Regions from separate parts of the Homo sapiens genome. Here region 2 is linked to region 1. Evidence: chromatin loops called from intact Hi-C (ENCODE). Cell type or tissue: HCT116. All regions are shown on one strand. Each heading gives the region's core, and the rest is flanking DNA. Links, peaks and the distances in the headings are about the cores only. Region 1 has its middle 10 kb from the start of SCYGR5. Region 2 has its middle 46 kb from the start of LINC01807.

Region 1 (12,440 bases), core at 2,984-10,983:
ACCCATCAAAGGTATCGAGCTGGGAGCAGTGGCTCATACTTATAATCCCAGCACTTTGGGAGGTAGAGGCGGGTGGATCACTTGAGGCCAGGAGTTCGGGACCTGCCTGGCCAACATGGCAAAACTCTGTCTCTACTAAAAATACAAAAATTAGCCAGGCATGGTGGCACATGCTTGTAGTGCCAGCTACTCTGGAGGCTGCGGCACAAGAATTGCTTGAGCCTGGGAGGCAGAGGTTGCAGTGAGCCATGATCTCGCCACTGTACTCCAGCCTGGGCAGCAGAGTGACACCCCGTCTCAAAAAAAAAAAAAAAAAAAAAAGTATCCTAGAAGCGCTTGTTGAAAGTACAGTCATCAAACCAGACTTTTCTGACCATAAAAATTCAAATAATAATATGTTTTCCAAGCGTTTAACTTATTTAAAGTTGTTCTCTGGAATGAGAACTACAAGCGACCATCTGATTCTCAAGAATATGCTGGTTACTTACTCCTAAAACAGCTCTGGAATAAGGAAAAGAGGATTTTCTGGTGGGAAGAACATGGGCATTGTAGTTGAGTAAATTAAAATCTCTAATCCACTCTTTCAAGTCATGTGATCCTGTCCGAGTTTCTCTGTGTCTTGGGGCCTCAGTTTCCCTTAGCTGACTAGGGAGATTGTAATGCACATCACACAGGTGTAGTCGTGAAGAAATTTCCTGGCCTAATGCTTTCCTGGTAGCAGGTGCATAACGTGGGTTACATTCCACATTATGCCACCTCTACGTAGGAATCCACATCTAGCTTCTGTGGCCGTGGAAGAGAGAAGGACCATCTTTCAGAGCGTGGAGACGCTGGTCATCATCCAGCTCGTATAAGTCACAGGCAGGTGCTGGAGCCTGAAACCGTTAAGTTTTAAGTGAGTTTAGCAATTGAGATTGTTATTTACACTGATTAGTCCTGCTGGCGATTAAGGGGAATAGCCAGGGGAGACCTGTATTCACTAGAAATAATCCTCTGGAAAGTGAGATATTAAATAATTGCATACTTTAGAAAAATGCATAATTTCTTGTCACCAGATCCATTGCAGTTTTACAAGTGTATTTTGCAGAACATTAATTCCTGGGTTACTTCTAATAAAATAGAGAGTAGAAATGATTTCTAGGGCCAGGCACAGTGGCTCACATCTATCATCCCAGAGTTTTGGGAGGCCAAGGCAGGAGGATCACTTGAGCCCAGGTGATGGAGGCTGCAGGGAGGTATGATCGTGCCACTGCACTCCAGCCTGAGTAATAGTGTGAGACCTTGTCTCAAATAAAACCCCCAAAATTAGCCAGGAAATCAAATCTCAAATCCTCTTTCTGAATCAGTCATGGACAAAACATCACTCACCATTTTTGAGGACCAGGAGAGACCATGGCTTCAGGTTTTTACATTGGAAATAACTCCTGATTCCTCCCCTAATGCTAGCAGCAGAATGTTTAACTCAAGATGGTTGGATGGGTTGGTTCAACTAAATTAGGAAGTCCATCACCAGCACAGTGAAAAGACTCAAAGAATATGAGTGCTCACATGGAGAAATAGCTACAACAAATCCTCTTCAGTGCGAGATTTCCACAACTCTGATTAGGATGGGCACCAAGTTTGCCCCCTGCTAGTATCTTCATTTATTATAAAAAGACGGTGAATGGTATATTATTTTATTTGTCAGCATTCTGCTTACATGGCCCCTCTGAACTGAATGCTTTTCCTTATGGACTACAGAAAACGAATGACTACCTAGGAAAAACTTTGAAAACATAAAGAATACAATATCCCTTGATTATGTGGTCTGTCTGAGATGGAAGGGAGCAAGAAACAGCCTGAAAGATTCAAACATTCTTTCCTTAGGGCTATTTTTCTAACTTCAAGGCATTCTTCTATTTTTACAATTAAAGGCAGAGTTATAACTATGTAACAAAAAAGACAAACAGTGAACTTACAATCCCATGTTATGCCAGTGGCATACTTTTTAATATATCAAGCAGGTGTTAATTTTTATTTACTGTTTAACCTCTGCTTCAAAGGTCATTGGTTAACATGGTCATTGGTTAAAATCAGTTAAAACGTCACCGAAGAAATGCTCTGATTTTCTCCTAATTATGTTAGAATGTAAATTTCTAACCTTTGCAAGGAAGATGGGTGCAGAGAAAGCAGTGGACTTCTGGTCTGGGCCACTGGTCTATCCTAGTGTTGCTATAGACAGGGAATCCTGGAACTTGGGGGCTCTGGCTATTGCAGAGCTGGTGGGCTGCTCTGAGCAGCTTGGTATTTCATAAACATCCCAGGTATTACTGTGATGTGGCCATCAGATATTTTTTTCTGTTGTACTTAATCACAGCTAGCTGACCTTACTCAGATTCCTTAACCTGAGTCCCACTGATTAAGAGAAGATAAAAATTATCCACTATTTTGTTTGTAAGGAGTAAATAAGATCAATAGGGGAGGAATCCAAGCAGCACCTAGTATAATAAATACAGCTGTCTTTCCCTTGCTTTTCCTTGAAAATCTCATCTAGTCCCAGTCACCCAGAAGATCACAAGGACCAATGAATTGGTGATAAAATAAAAGCTCATAATGTCAGACCCAGCTAATATAGATTGTTGATCATCTGTACAAAAACCAATGTAAAAGGTTACAAAATCAATTTCAAGGCTATCCTGTAAGAATAGAGAGAGATTGAAAAAGTAAATTTATGACTTAATTAAGGTTGCAAGGAAAACTGTTTCTTTAAGGAATTACATTGTTTGAAAGCACTTTATAAATACTAACTTATGTAAGACTAGCAATAAATCATTCTTAACTGCTCTTTAATCAAATGTTCAGTCCTTCATTCCATAGTTCCTTCCATAGGGAACCCTTGGTCGGCTTCGTTAAATTCTGCTCAAAATACATGCTTTCCACACCCATACTTCCCTATTTGGATGTTTTACTGATTCATTTTGATTCTTCTCTACATAGTCTAAATCAGCAAATATTTACCATATGTACTTTTTAAAGAGTTGAAAGGAAGTTATCCCTATATTCTAGCGCCTCATGACTCGTGTCTCAGCATGAAAAGTATTTTTTATCCAGATTACTTAAATCAACATTGCATGCCAACATTTCCCATCTGAACCTTGGCCTGCCCGTTTTTCCTGGCAATGTTGCTTAACACCCACTGACCATGTAGTCTCATCATTTTTAATGGTGATGAGGCAGATTTCCTCCTAGTTCACATTGAATAGTCTATGTCACTGATCTTGCTATTTGGATGCCATGAGCTAGGACTAGGGACTCGTTTCAATGGCCTGTTTCTCTATCACCCAGGAAATCACAAGGCTCAATGAATTGCTGATAGCAATTTTGGTACTGAAAAGTAGGGCGGGGCTATACCAAATATGTAAAAGTGTGGAAGTGCCTTTGGAATTCTGTGATGGGTAGAGGCTAGAAGTGTTTTGAAGCACTTCATAGAAAAAGCCTAGATTCACATGTCTGAAATTGTTGGTAGAAATACAGACATTAAAGGCAATTCTGGGCCGGGTGCAGTGGCTTATGCCTGTAATCCCAGCACGTTGGGAGGCTGAGGCAGGTGGATCATGAGGTCAGGAGTTCGAGACCAGCCTGGCCAACATGGTGAAATCCCATCTCTACTAAAAATACAAAAATTAGTTGGGCGTGGTGGTGCGTGCCTGTAATCCCAGCCACTCAGAAGGCTGAGGCAGGAGAATTGCCTGAACCTAGGAGGCAGAGGTTGCAGTGAGCCGAGATCATGCCACTGTACTCCAGCCTGGGCGACAGAGCAAGACTCTGCCTGGCGGAGTGGGGGTGGGCTGGGGGAAAGACAATTCTGATGAAGGCTCAAAAGGAAGAGAGGAGAGCTACAAAGAAAGCTTCTATTGTCTTAGAGAATACGTGTACCACCATGTACAGAATGTTTCTAGAATTATGCACATTACAAGGTGTTTCTGGTGAGGTCTCAGATGGAAAGGGGTAGCATTTATTGGACACTGAAGGAAAGGTGATTGATCTGTGTTATAAAGCAGCAGAGAACTTGGCTGTATTATGTCGTGGTGTTGGAAGGAAAGCAGAACTTGTAAGTGATGATGCACTTGGATATTTAGCTGAGGAGAATCCCAAGCAAAGTGTGCAAAGGGGAAGCCTGTTGTCTCCTTGTTGCTTGTAATAAAATGTGAGAAGAAAGAGATAAATTAAAGAAGGAACTGCTAAGCAAAAAGGAAGCAGTACCTGATTTGGAAAATTCTCCACCTGTCCAAATAGTATACTATAGAAATGTCAAAAGTATGGCTCAACAAGTGTTTGCTAAATAAATGAGGTGTGTGGCTCATGGATCCAATCATTTATCTCATCAGAAGCCAAGAATAGAGATGTAGTTGTTCAGGAAAGATCTGTGCAGGGCCCTCTTGTCTGATGGCTTAGATCACCATGAATTTCTTGGGAGGCTGACAACGTTTTTGAGAATTTTATACCAGGAGAAACATTGCCATTCTGGACTGAAAGAGACCATAAAATTAACAAGAATGACTTAAAGCCTGGAGTGCTGGATGCAGAGGCCAGTCTCGAACTCCTGACCAGTTCGAGACCAGTCTAGCCAACATGGTGAAACCCCATTTGTACTAAAAATACAGAAATTAGCCAGACGTGGTGGCGGGCACCTGTAATCCCAGCTACTCAGGTTGCTGAGACAGGAGAATCGCTTGAACCCGGGATGCAGAGGTTGCAGTGAGCTGAGATCACGCCATTGCACTCCAGCCTGGGTGACAAGAGTGAAACTCCATCACAAAAACAAACAAACAAAAACATTGTAGTCTTTTATGAGAACATCTAAGTTTTTAAACAACCACCATATGGGTGTAAAAGATCATCAGGCCATAGAGGATTATGCTCAGGCCTTGAAGTCTTTTTTTTTTTTTAATTGTAAGTTTTCTTCAGTCTCAGAAGGTATCAGGCCTTGAAATCTAATGGAACTTGCCTTCCTAGGTTTCAGACTTGCTTGGGACCCATGACCCCTTTTTTCTTTCCAATTTCTCCCTTTTGGAATGAAAATGTCTGTCCTATGCCTAGATATTGTATTGTGTAAGCAGATGACTCATTGTCTGACTTCACGGGTTCATGGATGAAGAAGAGTTTGCCCCAGGGTGATTCATACTCTGAGTCTCAGCCATCAGTGATGTAGATGACAACATTTGGGACTTTGAGTTCATGACCTTTAGATGAAATTTTGGACTTAGAGTTGATACTGGAATGGTTAAGACTTTTGGGAATATTTGGAAGGGGTGGATATATTTTGCATGTGGGAAAGATGAATTTTGGGGCAAAGGGGAAGACTATTATGGGTTGCTTGTGTCCCCCAGAAAGACACGTTGAAGTCCTAATCCCCAGCATCTCAGAATGTTAATTTATTTGAAAATAGGGTTGTTGTAGATGTAATTAGTTAGGTTATGATAAAGTCATGGTGGAGTAGGGTGTGTTCTTAATCCAATGACTTGGTGTCCTTATAAGAAAGGGAAAAGAGACACAGAGACAGACCTGACAGTGAGAAGACAGCCATGTGAAGACCAAGGCAGAGATTGGAATGATGGATCTACACGCCATGGAATACCGAGAATTGCTGGTAAACACCGGAAGCTGAAAGATGCAAGGAGGGGCTCTCCCCGATAGGTTTCAGAGGGTACATGGCCCTGTTGACATCTTGAATTCAGACTTCTAGCCTCCAAAACTGTGAGACAATAAACTCACGTTGTTTTAATCCAACCAGTATTTATGGTATGTCATTAAAACCACCCTAGGAAGCTGACACAGATTGTGCTACACCTAATTTGAATTTTTAATCATTTGCACAAAATGTGGGATTAAATCTTTAATTAAAATATTTCATTTAAATCTACTGTATTCTGATTTTCCATGTATCAATACTTTCACTTTTGTTAAATACAAATAGGACAGATGAATCTATATTTACATATGGAGTGAAATTTTCCAGTTTGTTTTTGTTATCTTTAGCTAGGTAATAAATGTTAGTTACACCCCGTGTGGTGGTTGTTTGAAAACTTAGATGTTCACATAAAGGACTACAGTGTTATTTATTTATTTATTTATTTATTTATTTATTTGTTTGTTTGTTTGTTTTGAGACAGAGTCTTGCTCTGTCGCCCAGGCTGGAGTGCAATGATGCGATCTCGCCTCACTGCAACCTCTGCCTCCCAGGTTCAAGCGATTCTCCTGTCTCAGCCTCCCAAGTAGCTGGAATTACAGGTGCATGCCACCACGCCTGGCTAATTTTTGTATTTTTAGTAGAGGCGGGGTTTCACTATGTTGACCAGGCTGGTCTCAAACTCCTGACCTCCCACCTCGGCCTCCCAGAGTGCTGGGATTACAGGCGTGAGCTACCGCGCCTGGCCTACAGTGTTATTTTTAAAAACTAGATACTATATGAAATGCAGACATGATAAAGGGGTGCTTAACCCTTTTAGGTGACCTGCCTTTTTAAGAAAATTGCAATTTTCATAAAAAAAGTATACATTTTAAAATAGTTTAGTCATTACTCATTTTGTAATTTATTTTATATTGATTTTCCCCTCTGAGATTCAAATGTTTGTAACCATTGCTGTCTTTTTTACAGGTCTCTCTTCTTTATCAAGTTATCATATTTGGGAACAAGTGTAACATGGTAGAAATGAAGATGTCTCTTGCGTGGGAGGCTGATGCTCCAAGGGAACCTTGGGCAGGATCCATGCTTTCTGTTAACACAGGCTTCATCTACCCTAAGTGCTCAGGCAGCGTTTGGAGAAGGAAGAAGGATGACTGGAAGGAAGAAAGTTACTTTTTTTTTTTTTTTTGCAGTTGTGGGGAAATTGCACTGATTCACGCATGTACTTTTCTCCAGTCTCCCCGGTCACGAACAGAGCGTAATTGCTGCACGTCTGGCCAGAACAAACACTTGAGCTGGAAATACCAAACTGTATATATGTTAAACACAGGCTAGTTTTACAGAATTTTCACCTCTACTTCTCAATACAAAACCTGTTTTTCACAACTAGCATTACCCCCACACGCAGAAATTTTTAAAGAAAAGATGACTAGGTCTATTCTAGAACCTTTTGTTATTCCTGGCAGTAGTACAATGAAATTGGGTCTAGTGGTATTTATTGTTGGGGTGGATGTAACTCCTATTGAATCTGAAAGCACAGCATCAAGTGAAAACTGCTGAACAAATGCTAAGCATAGAAACTCTTCTGTTTATGAACTTTTTGGTTTTCAATAGGCTGCCCTGAGTATGCTTTTTTGTTCTTAATTGAACACAACATGGTACAAAAAATTACTACCCCTGGCCGGGCGCAGTGGCTCACGCCTGTAATCCCAGCACTTTGGGAGACCGAGGCAGGCGGATTCCAAGGTCAGGACTTCGAGACCAGCCTGGCCAACATAGTGAAACCCCGTCTCTACTAAAAAATATAAAAATTAGCTGGGCATGGGGGTACATGCCTGTAGTCCCAGCTACTCAGGAGGCTGAGGCAGGAGAATCACTCGAACCCGGGAGGCGGAGGTTGCAGTGAGCCAATATCGTGCCACTGCACTCCAGCCTGGGTGACGGAGTGAGACTCTGTCTAAAAAAAAAAAAAAATTACCTGTGGGTGCTGGGCTGAGCCATGATTTTGTTCCTCATCTGGAGGGATTAAGGACTGCTTGGCTAAGCTCATCCCCAGTTATTGACTCAGTTGGACTTGTGGGGAAGGTGTGAAACCAAAATTTTTTATTTCTAACAAATTCCCAGGTGTTGCTGCTGCTGCTGCTGGTTGTGGACCTCACCTTGAGAACCACTGCGTAGCTCACAGCCGTCCTGGCCAGCTCTCAGGCTGAAAGTTTGAGAGAGATTTCTGTAGTCATTTTAGCTGTAATTCCCCCGAGGGTTACACTAGAGGGCAGTGTGATTACAGCTACTGCGATGGACAGCAGGTTGACTTCACACTGAATCCAGACCGAGGTTTTATATTTTGTTTCCAGATGTTTCATGTAGGCATTTGTAGGTAGAAAAGGTTCTGCTGCTAAAAAGAAGTTAAAAGTTTGCTCTCTCTCCTGTCTTTTTATTTTATTTACTTATTTTTTTGAGACGGAGTTTCGCTCTTTTTGCCCAGGCTGGAGCGTAATGGCACAATCTCGTCTCACTGCAACCTCTGCCTCCTGGGTTCAAGTGATTCTCTTGCCTCAGCCTACCAAGTAGCTGGGATTACAGGCATGCACCACCACTCCTGGTTAATTTCATATTTTTGGTAGAGATGGGGTTTCACCATGTTGGCCAGGCTGGTCTCGAACTCCTGACCTCAGGTGATCCGCCCGCCTCGGCCTCCCAAAATGCTGGGGTTACAGGCGTGAGCCACCACGCCCAGCCTTTTTATTTTAAACTCATATATATTTATTAGCTGGAGAGCTGAGGCTATTGAGGTGTACAATTTTATTTTCCATTATTCAGAGAATGTTAGAGATAAATTTGCTATTTGAGCTCACTTTTCTAAACGTGTTTTCAGTGACTCCTGTTTTGTTAGTAGTAGAAATAGGGTTTGAGACCAAATAAAGCTGGAAACACTGAGTTAAAGTTACACAGACTCCTTTATTAAAATATTCCTTAGAGCCTGTGTTTGTACATTGGAAACCACTGGGAGGAGGATGCGGAAGGCAGGACCGCTGTGGGAGTAATGCCTTCTGGGTATTTTGGACAGGAAACACCTGCCTGGTCCTGATTCTTCGTCTTTTCCATAAGGAATTAAAAACTGGAAGAGAAAAATGACTGCTATGTAGTGACAGGACCTGTCTCCGGACTGCAGTCCAGGGTACTTTCCGTAGGACCAAAATATTATTACCTGCAGTTCTATGTGCAATGACAATACCCGGGCCAGTCAAATGCACTCGGTCTTCGGGCCTCGGGTCTTCCTGTTCCACCTGTTAGGACGCTCTTGCTCCAGGCATCTGCAGCCTTGCCTCCTCACTGCGTGCAGAGTGCTTAAATAGCACCTTATTAAAGAGGACCTCCCAGACCACTCTCCAAAATGGGCCTCCTTGGGTCACTCTCTATTTTCGTACCTTGCTTTGTCACCACCTGTTATGTGCTTAATTATTTTTTTGTTTGCTTCTTCTCTCTAAAATAGAGCTAGAACCGAAGGGACTTTATCTATCTTAGTGTCTGCTATATCCCTAGTACTTTGTAGGTGCTCAGTGAACATATACTGGATGAATTAATATTTTCAAAGTATAGAACATAAGATTGGTTATTCTATCAGCCAGAGTTCTCCAGAGAAATGGAACCAACATATTGATATATAAGTATACATAACACATTATATATATATATAATGTTAAATATGTTAAAATGGTAAAAACTGGTATCTTTTATTAAATGGTTCTAACAGTACCCAGATAATGTGAACATTATATACATTTACAGAAAAATTTCCACTTGCACTTCTGGGTTTAAAAGTGCAATATCTGGCCAGGCGCGGTAGCTCACACCTGTAATCCTAGCAATTTGGGAGGTCGGGGCAGGCGGATCTTTTAAGCCCATGAGTTCAAGACCAGCTTGGGCAACACGGCAAGACCTCATCTCTACGAAAAAATACAAAAAGTAGCCGGGTGTTGTGGCGGGCGCCTGTGGTCCTAGCTACACGGCTAAGATTATACCTAGACCTACACTACACCTATGCTGAGGTGGGAGGATCACCTGAGCCTGGGAAGTTGAGGCTGCAGAGAGCCATGATTGTGCCATTGCACTCCAGCCTGGATGACAGAGTGACACCCTGTCTCAAAAAATAAGATAATAAAAGTGCAACATCTGACACTTTCTAGTAATTGTTTAAATATAATGATATTGTATACTCTGGTTTCTCTTCAAATTGTGTACATCTTTTGCCTTTTAAATGTAATGGTATTTTATTTTATTTTATTTTATTTTATTTTATTTTATTTTATTTTTTTGAGATGGAGTTTTGCTTTGTTGCCCAGGCTAGAGTGCAATGGCGCGATCTCGGCTTACTGAAACATCCGCCTCCCAGGTTCAAGTGATTCTCCTGTCTCAGCCTCCCGAGTAGCTGGGATTACAGGCATGCGCCACTACGCCCAGCTAATTTTGTATTTTTAGTAGAGATGGGGTTTCTCCATGTTGGTCAGGCTGGTCTCCAACTCCTAACCTCAGGTGATCTGCCCGCCTCTGCCTCCCAAAGTGCTGGGATTATAGGCGTGAGTCACCATGCCTGGCCAGTATTTTATTTTTATATACTCTGGTTATGTTAGAGAATATCCTTCTAGGCTTCAGGGCGTTTGAATTTAAATATTATTAAGGTAAGGGGTATTTATATTTATCCAAAGGCCTCTCTGAGAAGGAATTCTATACTGGGTTTGACTGTAATTAAGGTAGCTGCCTTGGAGAATACTGGTCATTTTAATTTTCCACTCTCCAAATTTCACAGAAGTGTTTCTCATTGTCAGACTGACCTACAGTCATACAGGGAAGGGAATCCAGGCAACATCATCCCAGGTTTCTTCCATAAAGGAAGGAGGAGACTCTAGAAGGTGGTGGTGGTGATGCCAACAGACATGAAGTACAGGATCTTTCAAATGAGATTTTGAAGTTCACACACCTTCCATAAGGCCTACCTTCCCCTCCTCCACTGAGCATCACGGGGTTGCATTGTCTGTCCCTGAGCCGCAAGGCCCCTCCTCTCCTGCTGACTGCGAGGCAGTGGGGGTGGGGAGTGGAGTGTGTGTGGTCTTAGATAGAAAAGAAAGCCTGAAAAGAAACGTAATGTGCTAAACAACTGATGTGTTAAACACCTGCCTTCTGATATTCTTAAATGGCAGTCCTGTCTCCAGTGAGAAATAAATGTCTCTTGATAAATGCATTTACACTTACTCTCTAGTCACGATCAGCCAGTCCTCTGGGTAATGTCACTTTGAAGGAAGGTTGGATGCTTATCAGGAGAGAGTGAGTGGCCTTGGGTGGAATCCAGCGCCCAGTGGGGGACAGCTTTAGTGGGATGACCTTCCAGATCACACCACACTGGCTGCCACCCGCTCTGCCCTGCACAAAGTGGACCCAGGTGAAATAGCCCTTCTTGGAGACCCATTAGATGAATTCTTGTCTTCCTTAAAGTAAAGTTATTACTGTTCCAATTTATATCAACCAAACTCTTGCTTACATGGAGTAGGTGGCAATGACAGTTAGAAACTGAATTATACCCATAAAGAGCAATGCTGATAAGGAGAAAAATCTGTCAGTGGTTGAATTGACACTGGCTGCTTCCCATCTAGTTTGACTTCACAGAAAGTGGGGAAATGCTCTTTTTTTGTGGGATACTTCTGAGGTTTCCTGGGTCTTTCCTGTGCAAATGAATGATGAAATAACTATCTGCGGAGTCACTTAGGAGCCTTACTGGGGTCAGCCATTTTCTGTGCTCCAGAAAGCCCACCCTCTTTTTTCTTCCATTATATTTCTATCTCGTCTGACCACGTGTTGTTGCACAACTCCAAGGGTGAACTTGGAACTGAGATTCCAGTCTTTTCTTCCTCATGCTCTCATGCTTTTCAGAGACCTGGAGATGCTGAAATTCCTCTGCCTTTTCTTGTCTCTTTGCCTGCTCTAGCACTTCTGTCCTCTGAATTTGGTGGGAGAAAGTCAGAAGAAATAAATCTCACAGAATAAACAGAATAACAGTCTCCTTAGAGAGAGGAGGTGATGAAGAGGAAAAAATACAGACATGGAGGTAGATGGTCTTAAAGGAGAAAGGAGATTGGAAGCCAGTCCCCACAACTAACAAGGAGAGTAATAATGCTGCCTTTTCAGGATTTTTTTTTGGGTTGGGGGGGGACAGGATCTTACTCTGTTGCACAGGCTGGAGTGCAGTGGTGCATTCACAGCTCGCAGCTCACTGCAGCCTTGACTTCCTCAAGCTCAAGCAATCTTCCCACCTCAGCTTCCCAAGTAGCTGGGACTACAGGCACACGCCACCATGCCTGGCTAATTTTTGTATTTTTTGTAGTAGAGACAGGGTTTCATTATGATTCCCAAGCTGGTGTCGAACTCCTGGGCTCAAGCAACCCACCTGCCTCAGCCTCCCAAAGTACTGGGATTGCAGGCATCAGCCACTGCACCCGGCCTCTTTTTCAGGTTCTTGAGCTCAAATGTCAGCATCATCACTTTCTAGCTATGATCTTGGGAACTTAGATGTGGTCACTGATATTGTCCTTGCTTCTCATTGCTGCCTCCAGACAATTATTCCCAACTCCTTGGGAGAAAATGAAAATGTCAATCTATTTGAAACTCAATCAGCTAGAGCACTGTCTCCTCGGCGCTGACATCTACTGACTTCCTGGTCCGTCTTCCTCAGTCATCAAACCCTTTGGCATCAATTCTCCATCCTAGGTCCTGCCATTATCTT
Region 2 (12,440 bases), core at 3,045-11,044, 1.0 Mb after region 1:
ATATGCCAATGGAATAATATGCAGCTATAAAGAAGACTGAGATCATGTCCTTCGCAGGAACATTGATGGAGCTGGAGGTCATTATCCTTAGCAAACTAATGCAGGAATAGAAAACAAAATACCACATGTTCTCACTTGTAAGTGGGAGCAAAATGATAAGAACACATGGACAATACACACTGAGACCTATCAAAGGGTGGCAGGTGGGAAGAGGGAGAGGATCAGGAACAATAACTAATAGATACTAGGCTTAATACCTGGGCGATGAAATAATCTGTACAACAAACCCCCACAACACAAGTTTATCTATATAACAAACCTTCACATGTACCCCTGAACTTAGAAAAAAAAAGTTAAAAACAAAGGTTTTTCTTCATTAAATGGGAAGAGTAAAATATGGACCATGTAACAGAGGTAACCATATGAGATATCCATTGCATACATGAATAGTAACTGTGCTTTTAAGGGATGCCTTTAATCCTTCTGATTTACCTAATCCTACAAGTGAGTGGGAACCCACATTTGGCCAATTACTGGAGGATGAAAAAAAAGAGTTAGCATGGTTTTCTGATGGTAGCTCATGGATAGAGGGTCAACATTTTAGTTGGAAGTCAGCTGTATTACAACTGATTTATGGCTATATTCTGACTGAAAAAGGAAAAGATAAATTTAAGCAGTATGAGGTACTAAGAACACTAAGGGTATTGGAAGAACTAGATAGTGAGAAGAAGAAGAAACAGAAGGAGAAGGAGGAGGAGGAGGAAGAAGAGGAAGAGGAGAGCCTGAAGAGGAAGATGTAGTTAAGAATTATGCTGATTACTGGGACATAGCCAAAGGACTAGTAATACGTTCTGAAAAAAAGCCTTATATAATTAGATAATAAGAAAACCTCATGTGATGTACTATGTTTTGAAAAGCATTATGAACATGCAAAAGGAGAGTTAAAGAAGATAATATGTTATGCTTGTCAGAAAAACCTTCCCAAATTTGAAGGAGAACTGGAACCAACAAGTGGGTGCCATCATCCATTCTTCGGAAAGGATCACGGAGTGACATCAAAGACTGAAGGGTGATGTGATGTGGGCTTGCATACCCAGAGAATCCAGACCTGCGCCTAGGTAGTAAGTGAATTACATTGGCTTTATGCCTGTGGAGGGGTGCAGATGGGTTTTTACTGGGATAGATATTTATTCTGAATTTAGATTTGCATCCCCTCTAATGGTGACAAATGTTTTAAACATGATCAAACTAAAGCAGAAAATATCGTTCCTTTTGAACCTCCAGGTTAGATATCATCTGATTAAGAAATTCATTTTCCTGCACATGCCAGGATGTATATAATATTTTGTTGTCCAAAGCAAGTATACAGTGAATTTATCATCTGCTTCATCACTCACAAAGTGCCCACTTACCATATTGCAGGGCTGACAAAGGATAAAGAGTCGTTTGCACAATTTCAATAACACGTAATGAAACAATATGCCTGGTATTACAAGTGAGTCTTGTGTGAATATATATTGAAGAGTCCTGTGCATTCTTTCAATAACCAGAAAAGACACAAGTAAAACGGATAATAAGTGGAATTTCCAGGATTTGAAACTAAACTTTTTATAATTCAGAGCAATTAACCACTACCAGATGTACTTCTAAACTGAAATGTGCATATCAGTAGAAAGGAATTTACTACTGATCCTTAGATACACTTCTAAACTGAAATGTGCGTATCAGTAGAAAGGAATGCTGATCCTTCACTGAGAACAGATATGGTGGCTGGAAAGATAGAGTATAAGCACCTGAGAACCTGGAATGAGGAGAGGTCCTCTGAATGGGAGAAAGGCACAGATCAGAAAGATAATAAATAGAACTTATGTGTATCCCATGGTTTCCCTTAGAGCTGCCTTGTTTTGAGTCATGGCAGAACCCTATTTTAATATTGATTCATTTCAGTGGTTGGAACCTACTTTTAAAATGCCCTATTCTGTATTTATTAGATTTTTTGGGCTATAATTTTATTAGATATTCATGAGTTAGATATTCATGATGTTTTAAAATCAGAAAAGGCAATTTTTAACTCCTTTATAAATTTTTGAAATCTATGATAGTGGAAATGAAAAAGAATTACTTTAATATAGAATTCAAACAGGTTTTAGAACAAAATGTCTCAGGATTGTATTAGAGGTAACTAAAAACTGTGCCCACCCACATTCATCACATTTGAGCCATCCCTGAATTTTAGCCTCATAGTTTTTCAATGGGAGATTTTTAAAAAAGTAATTGATATAATATTGTTGAATTATGAGGTCATTATATAATGAGGCATTATATAATAACAGAGAAAATTATTATCATAAATCATGAAACTATAGCAGACTTTGGATTTATATAGTGCAAACAAAAAACTTTGAGTCTGTTTTTCAGAAGCCCAACTACAAAGACATTTTTAAATGGAAAATATTATTTTCTATCCATGTGGCCTTATATGGATTTATTTTGACATTGGACACCTCTTTTATTTGGCATTAGATACTTTTAAAAAATGTACAATTATTGCATAGCTACTATGTGTTAGGTGCTAATCCAACTTGAATATATGTTTTATACCTTTGCCTCATCTAATCCTTATAAAATCTCTTCGAGTTGGATATTATTTGAGATTTTAGGTGTGAGTGGGGTCTGGTAGGGTTGACAAAAAGAGTGTTGATGAATGTATTGGGATTTAAAAGTGAGGAAAAAAAACAACCAAGATTACTTGTGGCATTTTTTAAAATTAGGTGCAAAATTGCTTCATTTGTTAGGCTACTAAATAAAACACACGTGTAAATTGCATTTTCAACTTGTATATGTCATGTAGCTATGACATAAAACTATATGTTTACCTCTGTGTTATATAATTCCCTACTTGGAGCTTTCAATTAATTTATTACCCAACATTTCTTTCTTGTCAGTGTTCCATATTGACCTATTCAAAATGGATTGATCGATGTCCTTCTTTTTTTTTATAATGAGTCCCTGAGCCAAAAATCAGATAAGCTCTGTAAAGTTCGCTGCTTCTACAGACTATGACTTTTCTTGCTGAAAAGGCAAAGAATGCAAGGGCCTTCCTCCAAGGTCTTTGGCTCTCATGTGATAAACCTTGATAAACTAAAGGGCACAAGAGGTGAGAAGCATTGTGTTTACTTTCTGGGCCATCGGCTTGTCGGTGCTGTTATGGAAAGCATTCAGACTCTCTTGTGTTGGGCTATTGGGCTGCTGTTAAAAATATACACATAGTGAATAATGCCAAAACACAAGCAAAACTGAAAGGACTGACAGCTATAATATGAATCCTTTTTAGCATTTCCCACAGGAAAACTTTTCAGGTGGAGGGTGGTGATGGCTCTTTCCGTGCTGGCTATTTTGTTCTGTCAGGATTCATAAGATGTTGAATTAATTAACATTTGAAAGTACATTTTTACTCTCAGGAAGAACTTTAACCATGCGGTTTTAACAACTACTCAATGTTAACCTTTTATTAAAATGCTGTCCTAGATTCGGGTTTTGAACTGAAAAGTGGTTTAAGGACTCAGGTACAAGGAATGCTACTCCAGGAGGAAGAGTCCAAGAAAGGAGACTTTGACCTTCTAAAAAACTCTGCATTTTTCAGCTGCATACTAGAAGTCTACCAGGTTGGCATAAGACTCTTGTCTTCGTGATAAAAAAAATACTTGGCATCAGTTTTCCATGTGATTGATTAAGTACATAGTATTTATTTGTGTGGTGTTCTATGCAAAGTTAGAAACTCATGCTGCTCTGGGAATAGGCTCTTATTTTGACCAATGCCATAAGCAGTCTGTAGGAAGAGCTAAGAGGTGAAATGATAAAGGCCGAATGTAAAAGCTTAGAAGATTTTCACCAATGACAAATGCTGCTCCAAAGAGTCGAAAACTAGCTGTCAGAAAACCTCTCCTGATACTGAACCAAAGTTTACTTCCTCATAACTCCCACAACAGGTATTAGTTCACCTGCCAGGACCACAGATGACTAATCTAGTCTTTCCACATGACAGTTTTTCAAATATTTGAAGGCAAAACTTCTATCTCCCATGATCCTTCTCTTAAGGGAAAATACCTCCACATCCCTTAAGAATTAAAAAAAGGTCTTCAGAGAACATGATTTTGAATTCCCTCACCATCCCATCCATCCTCTTCTGGATAATTTATTTATAAATTTCTTCAACTGTTTTGGTTTCAGAATAGAGGTCAATGTTGCTGGCTTAATCTTATTTCTCTACTGCAGATGTGTTCCTTTAAACAAGAGGTTTAGTTTACTTAAAACTGAAATTCATTCCTGAAAGTGGTACCATACAGTGGCAACATGCAGTCTCATGAATGGTGAGAGTCCTTTGAAAGTCTTTCACATGAGCTTCATGCTCACTGGCTCAGGTATGCTCGCATGTACCCCACCAGTGGGAAGGAATTTGGGCATTCATTCATGTCCATTCCCCGCAAACACACACTTAAACATGTTGCAATCAGAATAAGACTGGATTCCACAAGGAAGGTGTAGTTAATACACAATATGCAGAGTTAATACTCTTCTCTACACCCTCCCTTGCTCTCTCTCCTTGCTTATGTCCTCCCCCTTTTCTCCTTTGTCCATCACATCCTGGCCATGGGATTTCCTCCTTATTTTACTATTTGCCTTATTGTGACTCATTACCACCACTTCATAACTGACAGAAGCATCCAGACATTTCATCTCCCAGGATTCAGAAGTTGAGGCTGAATAGTTGGCTATTATCTTGAAAATGTTGACACCTATTATCTTAAATCCTGATGTTGTTCGACATAATTATTGTGTGTGATTAAAAATAACACATCAGTGCTTTCTTTTTTTTTTTTTTTTTACTCTTTACTGGTGTTCTTAGTTTTTCCAAACCAATATGGTTCATTCTCACCTCTCTGTATCTACCCCATCTTGCTCCCAAAAATAAATACACACCTTATAAGATGAACAGACATTTAAACAAAGAACCATAACCGCAGTTTCTTTGGATGCCATTTGGTCACAGAGGATTCCAAGCCAACAGGTGGGTATATCAAGCTACTGACCAGTAGGGTTCTCCTGCATTCTTTTACTATTTCTACGTATTCTTCTACAAAGGAATAGGTAAAACACTGAAAAGCAACATGACAAGCCCACTCTATCACTTGAAAGTTGATGGGAGACAATTCTTTCCAAGTTGAGTGAACTGAGGGCCTGTCCAAGGGTCTCTCTGGGGAGGCCTTCTCGTCCCAACTCCCCATCCCATAGTCATTCCACACTCCAAAGCATATTTCCTTTACCGGAAGCAGCACACATCCATCCCTCAAGTGCATTTCTCCAATTCAAGGAGAGAAAGGAAGGAAGCAATGAAGTTTCCTTACATCGTGTGTAGAAAACAGTGGTGTGTGAGTGTGGTGGTGGTGGTGTACGTGTGTGCATGGGGACAGATAGATGTCAAACAGATGAAGTACGGAGCTGAGCATACTGCCTTCCAAACAACTGATCTGGGTTTGGCTCCTGGCTATTACACCATTACATGTTAGGGCTTGAGAGGGTCAAGCTCTTGAGTGTTGAATCAAATGGATGAGAAGCAAATTATCATCACTGTTGCTGATCAAGCTGAATTGGAGAATGTGTCTTGAACATTGGTCACAGTTGAGTTTCCTGACATGTCCAGATATGATGGACTGATTAGCAGATAAGGTCTGTGTCCTTAGAGACCAGCCTCTCACAGTATGACAGAGAATCTCAAAGGGGCTGGGGCATGTAAGCTGACTCTTTTCTCTGGTGTCACCAACCAGAAAAGTCATTTCTCATTCCATGGGGAGAAATGGAAAGGGAGTGAAATGAAAGAGAACAGAGGTGTTTCTCCCATTCATTACCCTCTAAGGAACTAGAATTTTCCTCCCCTTGAAGAAAACATGAGAAATAGAGGGTAAGCATTCCTTTCTGACATGAATAGCTGCACAAAACTTTTTAGTTTTAAAATTACTTTCTTATACTCTGACATATAAATAAATCCTATCAGTGGTGTTTAAACTGTAGGGCAGATAAGAATTATTTTGAGCTTTAAAAAAAGTAGATTCCCTAGGTCACACTACGTTTTCTTTTTAAACAAACATGTGTTGGGGCTTAACCCTTAAGAATTACTACTGCATGTAAGCCAATTTTGCTCTATCGTTAACAGTATGTACTGAGCCCATAAATGCTGCCCTGTGGAATCACAGAGAAAGGTTTATCTGACCATGGGGTTTGACTTCTGGTGCTCAGAATGCTCACTTAGTTACATTTGGGTGTATAATTAAACCTAAAAAATAACAAGGAAACTTTAAATACAAAGACCACCTTACAAGTCAGCAAAAATATTTACTGTTACAGTACTAAGTAAGTGCAAGAAATTAAGGGATGGTTCTCTAATCAGGAACTGCTTCTGCTTAAAATATTATTATATCAATATGTTCTTTTTCTTTAAAAATGAGAATTATAGTTACCTTAGAGAAGCATTCTCTAATAAAAATTATTGTGATGATAGAAATATATCTATGCTACCCAATACGGGCACCAACATGTAGCTATGGAGTACTTGAATGCACATAACACAACTACAGAACTGAATCTTTAATTTAATTACTTTTAATTTAAATATACGTAGCCATGTTTGACTACTGTGTGTCGTATTGAGTAGCACATCCTTAGCATATGTTTTTAAAACTGTGGGTTGAAATAAACTAACGGACTCTGAAAACAATTTAATGTTTTATGTCAGCATTTAAATAAACGACCTCAAGGAGTATAGATATTGTGAAAGTTCCTCACACATAGCAAATATGTTATTTTATAAAGTTTACTTATGAGGAAAGAGAAAAATGATTACCTGGTCATAATACAAAATGTGTTTTGTGTGAATTGTTGACTTTTGCTCTATGGAGTGTATAAAATAATAAGTATATTTAGGGGAAGGAACCAAAGAAGAAACACACCTGCAAACTGCGATGTTTTTTTTTGTTGCTTGCACTGACAGAAAAGCCAGTGAGAACTATGTGATGATAGCTCCACCTTGAGGTTTGATGATAATATTTCCAGTAGGGAAAGGATGAAAGGAAACACATGAGAAGAAACATTAATTTTCTCATAATGTTTATAACACTACACTTTTGTTTCTACAGTTCGCATTTAAAAGCCCACTGATTCTGGCCTTCCAGAACCTGAATTGCCCACCTCAAACATAGGTTCTAACTAGAAACTTAAGTGGATATGTTAGTGGACAGAGCCTGCCATGTGATACTCCTGCCAATCTTCTGGTCGAGGTTTTGATGTGCAACTTCGAAGAGTGACCCTCCGCAAAAAAAATCTCACTGGGCTTTACCCCATAGAAAGCTGAAAGGTGGCCTTCGAAGTGGGTATTAATGCAGGACCACTAACATTTTATGTCTCATTGTATGAAGAGAGTATAATTATTAAGTCCTTAAAACCTATTAATTACCATATAGATATAGAAATATGTCAACTCCGTATTCTGAAAATGGATTATATCATGGTTGGCTAATAGAATTTTTTTTTTAAATTATGTAATTTCATTAGAGAAGAGGGGAAGAGGAAGTGGTTTGTTGATGAAAAAGAAGGGATTTTATACCAAAGGGAAATTATGATTCTTTCTTGATGTTTAATTTGCATCCAATAAAATTAATTCTTCTTAAGTGTTTAGTTAGATAAGTTTTGATAATTGTATCAAAACATGTAACTACCAGCCAAAACAAGATAATGGGCATTTCTATAAACCCAGAAAGTTCCATTTTACCCCTGTTAATGGAACCCAGAAAGTTCCATTCTACCCCTTCCTTGCTGTGGGATATTACTGTACTCTTTTCCAGCATTGGAGGGTAGCTTGTCTGTTCCCAAACATCAAATAAATGGAACTATGTCCTATTTATTCTAATGTGTCTGGGTTCTTTGGCTCAGTAAGATGTTTTTGTAATTTATCCTTGTTGTCCCATATGTTACTAACTTATTCTTTTTTATTGCTGAGTACTATTCCATTCTATAGATAGGCTGCCATTTGTTTATATATTTTCTCTTTCTGGATATTTGGATCATTTCCAATTTGGAGCTATTGTGAAAAATAAGGCTGCTTTGAACACTCTTGTAAAATTTTTGTGGCTATGTATTTTTACTTTTCTCAGATAAATACATGGAAGTGGAATTTCTGAGTCATATGATAAACACATATTCAACTTTTTGAGAAACTGCCAAAAAGCTGGCCACAAGAAAAACTCCAAGGCCAGATTAATTCTATCAAACATTTGCAGGAGTTTTTTTACGCATTCAGGATGCCAGTGATTTGTAAGATATGTGCACGCACGCATGCACACACGCACATACACACGTGTGTATATATGTAAGATATCCTAGACATATATCTTATATGTATTCTTTGATAAGTACACTTTTTTGCAAAAGATTATATTCAATACTATTTCGCAGCCTATAGTTTGTCTATTCATTCTCCTATTTCTGCCTTTTGAAAGCAGACTTTAAAATTTTGATGATATATGATTTTTTTTTCTCTTTTATGTAAGATGTAAGATTGCTGTTATTACTTGCCTAAATGTTTGGTAGAATTCCCGGGTAAAGACATCTTAGGGGAGGTTGTTGATTACAGATTCAATTTCTTAAAGATATTGGAATATTCCCATTTTCTATTTCCTCTTCCATCAGTTTTGGTAATTTGTGTTTTTCGAGGAATTTGGCCATTTCATTGAAGTTGCTAAATTTATTGGCATAATGTTTTTGATACGTTATTTTTATTTTAAATTCTATCATTATTGTAGTTTAATTTCCTTGTTTTCTTTGATCCTTAGGCTATTTAGTAATGTGTTATTTAGTTTCAAATATTTTGGAATTTTATTCTTAGCTCTCCTATCCTTTAGGCTCACTTTAATATGAAGTCAGAGACAGCCCCCAGATGAGAGGGTCACGACATACCGTGAGTGTCTAGAGATGTTAGCTCTTTCCCTTGACATTGACTGTTTTTTTAGGCTAATGGGGATAAATATTATGAAGGTTTGATGCAGCATAGCAGCTTATCACCAACCTGTCCAAGTGGCTTTCCTGGACAGATTGGTAATAAGCTGGTATGCTGCATCAAACCTTTATAATATTTATCCCAATTAAAGACAAGTCACAGGGACAACTGCATAGCCTTTAGCCCAGAGACTTTACTCTAAATGCCACGAATGTAAGCCTTTTTTAAAACCTTGTTGGAAGTGCCTTTATCATATGACTTGTTGAAAGAGTATTCGTGACTTTTTAAACACAAATACTGCAGTAAAACTCCAGGAAATAGACCTTTCACACTACTTTTCCCTAATGAAGACATCTTATGAAAACTTCCTAGGCTTCTGTGCCAATGGATAATCTAAAATTAAATCTTTTGGGCTCTCCAGAAGCAGAAAGCATCATGAAGGAGAAAAAAAATTTCTAGAAATTCAAGTCAAGCAGCGGACTGCTGGGCATAGACAACTTTCATCAAAACTTTTAAATCAAAAATCCTGAAAGCCAGGAGCCACTTACTGCCATACTCTTTTTGTCTCTTTCATCTTCTTCTAATGACTCTTCCTCTCCTGGTTAACTTGAAAGATTTTTGATTGCTAAAATGAGATTTCCAAAGTACATCTCCAACATTGTTACTCAAGGTAAATTAACAGGATAAACCAAGTGTTACGCAAACTTATTGATTCCAAACCTTTTTTCTCTACAGATTCATGGAAGATGGGATATGTTCACTTGGACTATTGAATTTTGGTCATAATCTTGGCTAGGAAAAAGGATGAAAAAATATATAAACAGTACCCGTAAAAGAACTGGAGTGACAATACTAATACCAGACAAACTTGAAAGCAACAACAAAAAGTTACTAGTGAGAGTGAAAGAGACATTTTATAATGATAAAAAGTCAATCAATCAGGAAGATATTATTAATATATCAGTTATAAACATATACACACCTAAACACGAGCTCAAAATACCCAAAGCAAAAACTCATAGAATTTAAGGAAGAAATATGTAATTCAAGCATATAAGTTGGGGACTTCAATACCACAATTTCAATGATGAATAGAACAAGTAGACGAAGGTTTGCAAAGTTTTAGAAGACATGAGTAACATTATATTAACAACAAACTAGACCTAGCATGCATTTCTAATACACTCCACTCAAAGCAACTGAGTCCACATTCTTCTCAATAGTACAAGGAACATTTTTGAAGACAGATTAAATACTAATCAATAAAATAAGCTTTAATAAATTTAAAAGGATTGCAAAGACACAAAAGGCATAATTCAATAACAAAACAATGAAATTAGAAATAACAAAAGAGAATTATGGAGATCTACAAACATGTAGAAATTAAACAAGTTACTCCTAAATAAACAATGAGTCAAAGAAAAAATGATGAGAGAGATTAGAAGACACTTTGAGATGAATGGAATTGAAAACACTACATGAAAATACATCGGATGCAGTTAGAGCATTCCATACAGGGAAATTTATAGCTGTAAACACCTATGTTAAAAAACAAAACTCATCTCAAATCTATAAACTAAACTTCTACATGAGAAACAAGAATAAAAAGAGCAACCTGAATTTAGAATAAGCAGAACAAAGGAAATAATAAAATATGAATGGAAATAAATGAGACAGAATAGAAAAACCTATTTCTATTTCAGAATATTCTATTTCAGAATAGAAAATAAAAAAAAATTGATATCTACAATACCAAAAGTCAGTTCTCCAAAAAGATCAAAATTAATAAAATTTTATCTATAGTGACAAAGAAAAAAGTCTTGAGTAGTAAAATCAGAAATGAAAGATGGTATATCATTACCAATTATAGAGAAATAAAAAGAATTATAAAACTACGAACAAGAGAATGTCAACAATTTTAGGTAACCTATATAAAATGCAAAGGTTCCTAGAAAATTTCAAGCTACCAAAAGTGTTTGAAGATATGAATAACTTGAATAGACCTATAGCAAGTAAAAAGATTTAGCTGGTAATTTTAATGCTTCCAACAAAGAAAAGCTGAGGCCTGATAGCTCTCCTGCAAATTCTAGCAAAATCTTTTAAAAAGTAATTAATTTGAATTCTTCTCAATTCTTCCATAAGGTAGAAGAGGAGGACACATTTTCAAATTCATTCTACCGGGCCAGTATTACTCAGATACCAATGCTAAGCAAAGACATCACCAAAAAAGAAAACTAAAGACCAACACGTGTTATGAATATGGCCCCCAAAATCAAAACACTACTAGAAAATGAAACCAGCAACATATAAAAATAATTCTACACTTTATTCATTCATAATAAAAACTCTCAATGAACAAGAACTAGAACAGAGCATTCTCAAAGGACATTTAAAAACCAATAGCTAACCTCACAGTTAATAGTGAAAACTAAAGCCTTCCTATCTAAGATGGGAATTGAAGCAAGAATGTGCACTTTTATTACTTCTATTGAATAATTTCTAGAGGCTTTAGCCATGTAAATAAGGAAAATGAAATAAAAGACATGCTGAACACAGAAGTAAAACGATCTTTAGTTTTACTAAAGTGCAGACCAGTTGATCGTCTATTGACGACATCCTAAGGAATTTATGAAAGAGCTATTGGAAGTAATAGTGAGTTTAGTAAGGCCCCCTTAGCAGTCATAATACAAAAAAATCAGTTGTATTCCTATATATTAACAACAAACGTTAGCAATAGTAATGAAAATACCATTTCAACAGCCTCGAAAGAAAACTGATATAGTTAGGGATAATCTATCAAATGTATGCAAGATCGATACCCTTAAATCTGCAAAATATTGCTGAGAGAAGTTAAATAACTACCTAAATAAAAATATATAACGTGTTTATAGGCCAGAAGCTTAGGTAATGTTAATGTGTCAATTCTCTCCAAATTGATCTATACCAAGCTTGTACAACCTGTGGTCCGCAGGCCACATGTGACCCAGGAGAGTTTTGAATGTGGCCCAACACAAACTCATAAACTTTCTTAAAATATTATGAGATTTTTTGCAATTTTTTTTAGCTCATCCGCTATTGTTAGTGCTAGCATATTTTACATGTGGCCCAAGACAAGTCTTCTCCCAATGTGGTCCAGGGAAGCCAAAAGATTGGACACTCCTGATCTATACAGTCAATGCAACTCCAATAAAAATCCCAGCAGGATTTCTTTGTAGAAGTTGACAAACTGATTCTATTTTTTTTTTAAATGGGGATACCTAAAAGAGACAAAACGATTTTTAAAAATAACAAAGTTGATAGCTTTCATTACCTGGTTTATCACTTATAATAATTAAGACAGTGTTATTGACAATAAGGTAGGCATATAGGTCAACTGAAAAGAATGTAAAGAAAT

What was found. Hi-C counts contacts between places; a loop is a spot of excess contacts. Peaks named below come from ENCODE experiments on the same cell type or tissue, not always from the same donor. Only the 100,000 strongest peaks of a DNase experiment are listed, where the experiment ranks them.
Region 2: it touches region 1 in a loop (3-fold over the local background); 3 of 110 quality-filtered maps call a loop at or near these places.

Annotation. Positions count from the first base shown.
Region 1 is chr2:227,650,504-227,662,943 of GRCh38, forward strand. No RefSeq gene overlaps it. Among named protein-coding and RNA genes, the nearest start is that of SCYGR5, 10 kb to the right of the region's middle. In HCT116, for the core only: a CTCF peak has its summit at 7,930 (motif pointing right); DNase peaks (open chromatin) are centred at 5,138 and 7,928.
Region 2 is chr2:228,650,915-228,663,354 of GRCh38, forward strand. No RefSeq gene overlaps it. Among named protein-coding and RNA genes, the nearest start is that of LINC01807, 46 kb to the left of the region's middle. RefSeq lists an enhancer at 1,147-1,316. In HCT116, for the core only: a CTCF peak has its summit at 7,100 (motif pointing left); a DNase peak (open chromatin) is centred at 7,047.